2 separate regions of the Homo sapiens genome follow, and region 2 is linked to region 1. A link is an interaction called in ENCODE POLR2A ChIA-PET data of the cell type or tissue named here. Cell type or tissue: CD4-positive, alpha-beta T cell. All regions are shown on one strand. Each heading gives the region's core, and the rest is flanking DNA. Links, peaks and the distances in the headings are about the cores only.

Region 1 (4,388 bases), core at 169-4,168:
CCATGGCGATTACATAATGCACTAGAGGTGCAAGGACCACGCTTGCTATTCAGTAAGATATTACAAGTTCATACATTGTAAATTAATAAATATGCCAGCCCTCTTGTGGCATGTGACAGTGAATCTAAAGCAATTGGAAACATCCATCGCCTCATCTGAGAGTTACAGCAACCCCATTGGATGCCTTGTGGGTTCCATGCTGCAGATGTGCAAAGTGAGGATGGTCAAGGCTGAGGGTCTGTCCAACTGACCAGACAACAACTGAGAGCCTTCCACAGGTGATGTCAGATTATTATTCCACAGCCCCACACAATCTGGAGTCTCCCCACTTTGCAGACAATGAAACTTCCCTGTTTGTAGTCTAATTCTTTCCCAGCTAGCCCCTCTCTCTCACTGGAACATCTCTCTGAAAGCTGTGGCTTACAGCTCTCAAGCAGGTAGGATCAAGATGGCTATATTTGCTCTTGGTTTTCTTCCCAGATGCTCTGTCAGACAGCACTTCTTAGCACAAATACAGAATACAAAATAACTCAGACCGCCTTTCAAGAGCCCTCAGGAAGCTTTGGGGTGACATTTTAACTGCCTCTTCACTTGGTCTCAGGCCTTGTTTTTTATTTATTTAAACATCCATCATAATCTGAGTACCAAGAATATGACCAGGCATGGACCAGCAGCTGAAAACGCAGAAGATTAAAGACACGGCAAACACTCATACACATACATGCACAGATTTGTTCACACAAACACACATATATGCACATGCACACACACACACACACACACACATATGCACACGCAAACATGTCCCACCTGTGGAAACAATAGTCAACTGGGGAAGCTACCCAGCCTGCTCACTGACCACTTATTACATATGCACCCAATGCTGTGTAAGGCACTTCACTTTTTTGCAAATGTGGCTTCATTTTTTTCTCACAATTCTTTTTATCACTATATATTGTGAAATTACCATCTTGGTGTGCGTGGATGTGTTTATAGTTTTGTTCTCACCAGGTATGCATAACCTGTTGATGGAAGAGCCCTGTCTTATTAACCCTTGCATTCGTGTTCATTGATTCACCCTCAAAATGTTTATTGAATGTCTAATATAGGTCAAGCACAGGCTAAATACAGACTTGGGGATGTGATTTTTGCAAGAATAAATAAATGAATGAACACAAGATGAAGAGACTAGGGAGAGAGCAGGAGTGGAGGCGTTGGGATGAAAGTCCTTGTCATCTTCCTGAGAGGAGTTGAAGAGCTTGCACTCAGCAGAGACAAAGGGATGGAGCCTTTGAGGTGGTTTACTGTGCTGAGATCCAGCTCTCCATGAGGAACCATGGACCAGGGGCAGGCCCATCCACCCCTTTCACTATCACTATTCACATCTGTAAAGTGATAGCTGTGAGTCTCTACCCCATAAGGGTCATTGGAACATTGGAGAAGCTCTGACATGTAAAACAATTAGCCAAGTGCCTGGACATCCCCAGTAAAGTCTAGTGATTATTAAGAGTATAAATAGATGCACAAGCAGACTAAACAAGCATTTGGAAATATGTGCATTTGCATAAACATATTGGTAATTAAACAAAACAACAACAAAAAAAAAAACCAGAAGAGAGAGAATTACATAACCAAATCTCACCCTTTATGATTTTAACTCTCTTCCATCATCTGGAGAGAAGTCTTTGCAAGTTCTGCAATAGAATCTTAACCTATCATTAGAAAACTTCCTTGAAGGTTGAGGGACTCTGGCCCAGCCTCTGGAATCATTTGGATACCCCTGTGTCCGGACCCTGGCCTTTCCCACCCCTACCCTCACCACCCCCATGGAGCAGACTCTCCTTTTCCTTCAGGGCTGATAGTAAAAGACATATAGTTCCAGGTCCCCTGAGCTGGAGGGTAATCCAGCTCACCAATTACTTGAAATTAAAGTCAGGTAATTTGAACCCATCTGTTGGACACCTGACCACAAACCACCTCTTAGCTAACCCTGAGCTGGATCCGATTACTCCCCAAGTGCCTGCCCGGCTTCATTATGCCACGGCCATGGGAAGGGAGGAAACCAAGAGGTTACTGGGGTCTTCAGTTAGCGCTTTGTCATTAGCGTGGTTATTACCCGAGTCCTCCCTCCCAGCAGACTTCAAGATATGGGAGATGGGAGGGCTAGCTGGTAACCGGACCAGAGGCTCCCAGGTCTCACCAGATGGAGTGGAGCCTTCATCAGAAGGGCCAGCAAAGGGCAGGCAGCTCCCCAGACAGGAGTGGGTGGATTCCAGGAGGCCAGACTAGGACTCCGTGGCTCCATCTCAGATGTGCTACAGATGGTTCTTAGGGGCAATTATGGGGAACAGGGCAAAGCCTGGACACTGGCATCTGTAAGTCTGGGTTTGATAAATAGATCTGCCCCTTAATAGATACTGGGAAGTTTCTTGAACAACAAAGCCTCAAGTTCTTTGCCAATACAATGAAAATTGTGGAAATTAACTTAGACTGCCTTTCTAGAACCAGAGCAGACTCAGAAGTCTCCATTAAAGGGGAGTGTACCTGGACAGTGTCACGAAAGCCAAAACAGAGGGAATTCAGTCACCGGGTATTGAGGGGCTCAGGGGCAAGTACCCTGTCTCTATTCTAGGAATTGGAAATCAAAGCTCACAGAGGTTGAGCTCTGATCAAAGAAGGATGAGTAGATGGAAAATCCACTGTATAGATGCAGATGTAGCCATACCATGGGCAAGCGAATGGGGAGAAAATAGATATCAGATTCTGGAAATGTAGATAGGGATAACATTGCCTTTCTTCCACAGTGTCAGATGGATTCTCAACCCTGTGACCCCATTCTTGGTAGCAGAGTTTTCTTAGAGAAGTCTTTAATACCACAAGAATATGATTACCCATTTCTCCCAAATATGATTACATTTTCAGCTCCATTCTGCATTTTTTCCCTCTGGAAAATTGAGCATCTTATGCCCAAGAAAAAATGATAAAACTCCATTTGACTTCACTAGGGCAGAACTAAGACGGTTTTTGAACTGAAATTAAGTTGATACATTGAGAGCTTCTGTCATCGTAATACAACATCAGGAGAACAGGCAGGGAGGAGTTTATCCTAGTAGCGTCCCTCCAAAGTTCTAGTCAAGTGGAGAGGGCTTTTTGATGTATCAAAGACAGTGCTATCTTTCAAACTGCATTCATATTCTAACGTCCTATCATCATTGTAAAATAATGACAGAGCTAACATCCAACTTTTTACATGTATTTATTTATGGTTTTCAGCAGTCAAAGCAAGGAGGCACAGCCAGCTGCCTTTCACATCTGGCTCTAAATGAGCCACGGCACTGGCTCTGTCCACATTTGCTGTATCCATGGTACTGAGGTCCTGGCCTCTCCTCAGTTGGCAGCTGCACTGGCACTTCTCCTCATGGTGGCTGTCCCTCAATATTGGCAAAATACATTCAATCAAATCTGCAGGTGATTAAACTTCAGATGTCTCTGAGCTCAGCAAAGTGAGTGTCTTGATGTCAAAGACGGACAGTGCTTTAAAGCATTCCACTTCAATTTCTTCCTCACTCTCTCCCACTTCCGACATTGCTGATCAGTGGTCACCCAGCCCCTCTTTCCATTGCCCAGTTGATGGGGCGCTCACCACATCACAAGTAGCCTATCAGATCTGCTACCCTTATAAATTAAGACCTGGAGGAGTCAACACCTGCTAGTCTTCCTAACCTCAATCCATGTCACCTCCGAAAGTGCACTGATCTCCAGCCACACTGATCATATTGTCCTGAGCAATGCTAAGCTGCGTCCTGCCTCAATGATAATGAATTTGCTGCTCCCTGCCTGAGAGAGGGGCCCTTTTCATCGCTGCCCACCCCTGCCCTTTGGTGTCAGTTCAGGTGGAATCTTTTCAGGGACACCTTCCCTGACCACCTCATCTACAGTGGCTCTTACTGCCCTGGACCTCTATCCACTCCCGATCCTCTGAGCCCATCTTCATCCCCTTCATAGTACTGCCAATGTGGGAAATGATCTGGCCTATGTATGCATTAGCCTGTGTGTGACTACGTACTGTTTATGCATGTGTTTGCTTGTGCACTACCATATTCTGTTTAAGTACATGTTCACCTGTGTACAATCATATACCGTTTGTCCGTATGTACCTGCTATCTTAGTCTGTTTTGTGCTGCTATAATAGAGCACCACAGACTGGGTGATTTATAAAGAACATAAATCTATTTCTCACAGTTTTGGAGGCTGGGAGATCCAACATCAAGATTCCTATAGGTTTGGTGTCTGTTAAGGGCCTGGTCTCCACTTCCAAGGTGGTGCCTCGTTGGTGCATTTTCAGGGAAAGGAACTCTGTGTCCTCACATGATCCAAGAGCAGAAGAG
Region 2 (4,388 bases), core at 285-4,284, 1.0 Mb after region 1:
CCCAGCTGTCTGGCCCCAGAACCAGGGCTCTTTCTCTGTAGCCCTGGTTTCTCTAAAACATGGGTTATCCAGGATCAAGGCATCAGGGCATTTAAGAAGACCCCCTGCTTAGGGATTGCAAGCTGTCAGTGTCCTGTCAAGAGGTCAAAGCTAACACCAACACTGCTCGGAACCCCCTGAACCAACAAAGACCTCATACTAGGTGAGGCCTCGGGCCCAGGGTATTTCTGAGCTGGGGATAGCCCTGGAAGGATGTGGCTGAGGAACCAGTAAACAGTTTCAGCCTCAGATGCTGAGGGGAAGGCCATGCTAGATTTAGTGCCATCCCTCAAGGAAGGTCAGGACCTGCCTCCTCCTGGAAGCCTGCCCTAGCCTGAACCTTCCAGCACTGGACACTGCATTTGATCCTGTCCACTGGTGGTCTCAAATCCCTATGTAGGCCTTCCCTGCAGACCACCGAGGGCTCTGGGTCATCCATCATCATGACAGCCACCTCGCTCAGAAAAGATCCACATTCCACTGGGGGAAAACTGAGGCTTAGGGAGATCTGAGACTGGAACCCAGTTGTGTCCCCGAAGCCCGCAATGCTCTGCTTCCCTCTAGGGCTGCAGCTGGGTAAGTGACCAGGGGTCCTGGGATCTCTAGAGCAACGGCCACATAGTGGGCGGAAGTCTGAGATCCCTGGGCTCAATCCAGCCATTGGAAGCTGCAAAGGCCAAACCCAGGCTCTGGTTCCTGGGTTCTGGGTGAGGCCACGACACAGCCAGCACCATTTATCACTACTGAGAAACCAGCAGAAGCAGCTCGAGGCCTGGTAAGGGTTGTCCCAGGTGCTAAGAAGCTGACTCTGTCTCCGTGGTGGGAGGAACCGTTGCAGAGCAGGTAGAAAACAGGCATCTGGCCACACCCTTCTCCTGGAAACGTCCAAGGTGGGGCTCAGACCAGGGTCTGTAAAGGCGATGTCACACACCACACGTTGTTCCCTGCATAGGGGTCAGGGGGTAGGCCGCCCTGGACAGGTTTCCCCAGAGTCTCATTAGCAATTGTGACCTTGCTGAAGTCCACCTGCTCCAGGGACCGGCTCAACTGAGGCAGGGGAGGGGGGCAGCCGGGAGAGGGGCTTCAAATCCCAAGCTCTACAGGGCCTCTCTGGGGCTCCCAGAGCACCTTCTACACTGGGAGAGGTTTCCACACGGGGCAGCTCAAACCCAGAGCCCTTCCCAAGGGTGGAACTCAAGAAATCTGAAGCTACTGCAAAAGCCCAAAGTGATGAAAGGAGCCACCTACGGCATGACTCCATGGATACGAAATGTTCATAAGAGGCAAATCCACGGACACAGAAAGTAGCAGTTGCCAGGGGCTGGGGGGAGCCAGTAGGGGTGTGAGGGGTGGCTAATGGGCACAGAGTTTCTTCGGGGGGTGATGAAAATGCTCGGGACTTAGACAGGAGTGACGGCTGCACGACATTGTGAATAGATCCAAAACCACTGATTGTACACTTTAAAATGGTCAATTGTACATCATGTGACTCTTACCTCAACTTGAAAAAACAGCCTCAGTACCTGTCCCAGGCTACCTCCCAGCCCCCATCCTTCCTCAGAGGAGGGGTATTTGCCTTTAAAAGTGAAGCTGGGAAATCCAGAAAGCACTTAAGGAGCGCTTGAGATGTGGGACAGGGTATGCACCCACACACGCACAGAGGAAGCCACCAGAGCTCCCAGGCCGCACAGCCTTGAGGACCGAGAGGACTGGATTCAAATTCCTCCTCGGCTGTCTCCTGGCCTCGTGACTGAAGGTGAGTCACTTTCTCAGAGCCTCAGCTCCCTCAACTTTAAAGGAAGGGTCAGGTCAGCCCTGAGCCAGAGCCGGAGATCCAGGAAACTCACCAAACGGTCACTATCATTCTCTTGCTTTCCATTCTGAAACTTTCCCCACTCCCTATGGTCCTTTCCAAGGCATCATCGCTGCCCAGCGAAGAAAGCAAGAGGATGTTCTCTGAGCATAGCAAAGCGCCCTGCAAAGACCTGCAAGACACTCCCAAAAAAACGCTGGCTTTGGAGGTCTATGCACAAAAAAAAAAAAAAAAAAAAAAAAAGTCTAAAAATAAGGCCCCTAAAATGCCTCTTCTTAGGCTCCAAAACAGGGCAATGCTAGATAAGCTCATTCTTGATGCCTTCATGGGTTTAAGCATTCCACAGGGGTCTGTCACCCGTCTCTCTTCTAGAGGGACTTTGCAGAGGCTCCTGCTCCGTTCCTCACACATGCGCACTCACCCAGCGAACACGCCCACCGCCGAGGAGCGTGGAGACACAAAAACGCCTGGAAAAGCCCCATCCGGGTTTCAGGGGGAATTCGAGCCTTCCCCACCCCTGAAGCCTCTGGGGCGTCCCCTCCCAAATGGGAGGATTACAGATTCCATGTTCAGAGCTGGAGAGAGGTGGTCTGGAATACACTGTGCAGGAGACGAGTATTTTTCTCCCTACTGGTGCCTTTCAATTGATACATTTTTTTAAGCTGAGAACTCCTACTGATAGTGCAGAAATGAGTCATAGATCAAGGAAGGAGACAGCCAGGGAGGCAGCGCGTGTGAGTGAGGGACACTGGCAAGGGAACCTGACAGTCCCCGCGCCCCCTCCCCCCATGCCAAGACATTAATTCTCACAAGTCGGAGAAAATTACTATGCATGAATGCAAAAAGCATGATCAGGAGTAATTAACATGGCTTCATATGCAAATTTTATTAATGCAGAAGTACAAAGTCATTATGCAAATGAAACTTACGTCAACTCTCTTGACAAATATTCATCTCTGAGGCTCAAGTTTCTCCCTTTTTATTTATTTATTTATTTATTTTTCTCTCCCCCCTCTCTTTTATCTTGGGCTTCTTTTTTTTTTCTTTTTTCTTTTTTTGGTGGGGGAAGGACAGCGGGGGGAAGGAGGTGGCGCTGGTGGACGCTACAGCGGTGGCAGCAGCAAGCCACAAGGACTGTTTGACAAGTTTGCAAAGTTGTTTTCCAACCAGAGAAATTTATTCTTGCATTGTTGATTTTTTTTTCTTTTTTTTGGTTGTTGGCAGGTACAAGACAGCTCATAGGAGAAGGGGGAAAAAATTAAAAAAATTAAAAAAAAGCTCTGGGCAGCAGGCAGCCAATCAAAACGCCAGAGCCTGTAATGAGGGCGATTGATGGCTGTTTGGCTTTTACTGCAGGGTAATGAACTAGAATCCAGTCTGAGGAGGGGGAAAAATATGAATATTCATGAGACTGTGCTCCTGCCTTTGATGATTAAAGAAATTTTTAATATTCAAATAAGCGCTTGCCAAGTGATTAACAAAGAACAAGCACGCAGAAATATGGAAATGGGAGCCGGGAAAGATTTGAGAGGCGAACGTACTGTGCAGGAAAGGCAGCGCCAAATTTCATAAACAAGATAGGCAGATAACCCAATTCGCACGCGGGCAAATAAAAATATTTTTTTCTGATCACTTAAATATTTTGCCAGCTACTTTGTCTTAAGGATGATAGAAAAAAAATGCTAAGTATTAAGAGCGTGAGGGGGAAAAGAAATAACGTGAAGTCAAATGCCTGGCTCACATTTAAAAATCATTATCCTGATCCTAGCTCATCTCCTCCCACCCCAACGGGAAATTAGGATTCTTTTTCCGGTTTGCTACAGAGGGAAGATGGAGGAGAAGCCAGCACAGACTTGAAACTCCAGTGTGTGAGATTCAGGCCTGCCTGTTCTGGGTAGGCACAGGCATGAACTGTGGTCATCTGGCACTTCTAGGCTGGTCCAGAGGGAACCCTGATGTCTAGAGGGCAGGGGATGTGACGCTGGAGAGCTCAGGCCTCCTGGAGGCTCAGGCCCTGGTCTAAACACAAGGAGAAGATGGTCTTTAGGAGAGCAGGGGGCACCTCTTGAGAAGCTGAAAGGGCTCTGATCTTCAGCACAGGGCCTGGCCCGGGGATCTTCAGGGCCGTGAGGAAAAGCGCCCTCCACCCATCCCAACGGCTCCAAGAGCTGTCTGCTAAGACTGCACGCTCATATTTTAACAGCTCCACCATGGGTTCACATTGAAGCACATAATAACAGTATTAGCTGGTAAAATGATCCTGCAGTTAAAATACATCTAATTAGCAGCCCATGACATCCATTTTGGCAATTTCCTATTTGAAAGAAGTGGAGTGCAACCTTAAATGAGACAGGAACTGGGTGTTCACCTGACAAGACTGGCCTTCTCTCATCATTTGTCTTTCTCTCAATCCCTTTTTTTGGGGGGCTGTGGGGGGTGTAGAGGGGGAGTGGCTGAGACAGCAGGAATAGAGAAGAACAATTCTAGGGAGACTTCTTCGTTTGCTCAATTTCAGAGCTACACAGGTCTTTGGGGT

The links. ChIA-PET counts read pairs that join two places held together with the same protein. Peaks named below come from ENCODE experiments on the same cell type or tissue, not always from the same donor. Only the 100,000 strongest peaks of a DNase experiment are listed, where the experiment ranks them.
Region 2: POLR2A ChIA-PET joins it to region 1 with 5 read pairs; 5 of 35 experiments call an interaction of 5 or more read pairs at or near these places.

The regions. Positions count from the first base shown.
Region 1 is chr14:98,198,756-98,203,143 of GRCh38, forward strand. It overlaps LOC107987207 (a long non-coding RNA gene), which reads right to left. Exons shown (of 2, transcript XR_001750875.2): 2 at 3,238-4,388. Among named protein-coding and RNA genes, the nearest start is that of LINC02295, 65 kb to the left of the region's middle. In CD4-positive, alpha-beta T cell, for the core only: no CTCF peak of the experiment used is centred there; no DNase peak of the experiment used is centred there; H3K4me3 peaks cover 2,470 bases.
Region 2 is chr14:99,232,786-99,237,173 of GRCh38, forward strand. All of the region lies in intron 2 of BCL11B (BCL11 transcription factor B), which reads right to left. Among named protein-coding and RNA genes, the nearest start is that of BCL11B, 37 kb to the right of the region's middle. RefSeq lists an enhancer at 4,385-4,388. In CD4-positive, alpha-beta T cell, for the core only: no CTCF peak of the experiment used is centred there; DNase peaks (open chromatin) are centred at 1,716, 2,276, 2,606, 3,036 and 2 weaker places; H3K4me3 peaks cover 4,000 bases; H3K27ac peaks cover 4,000 bases.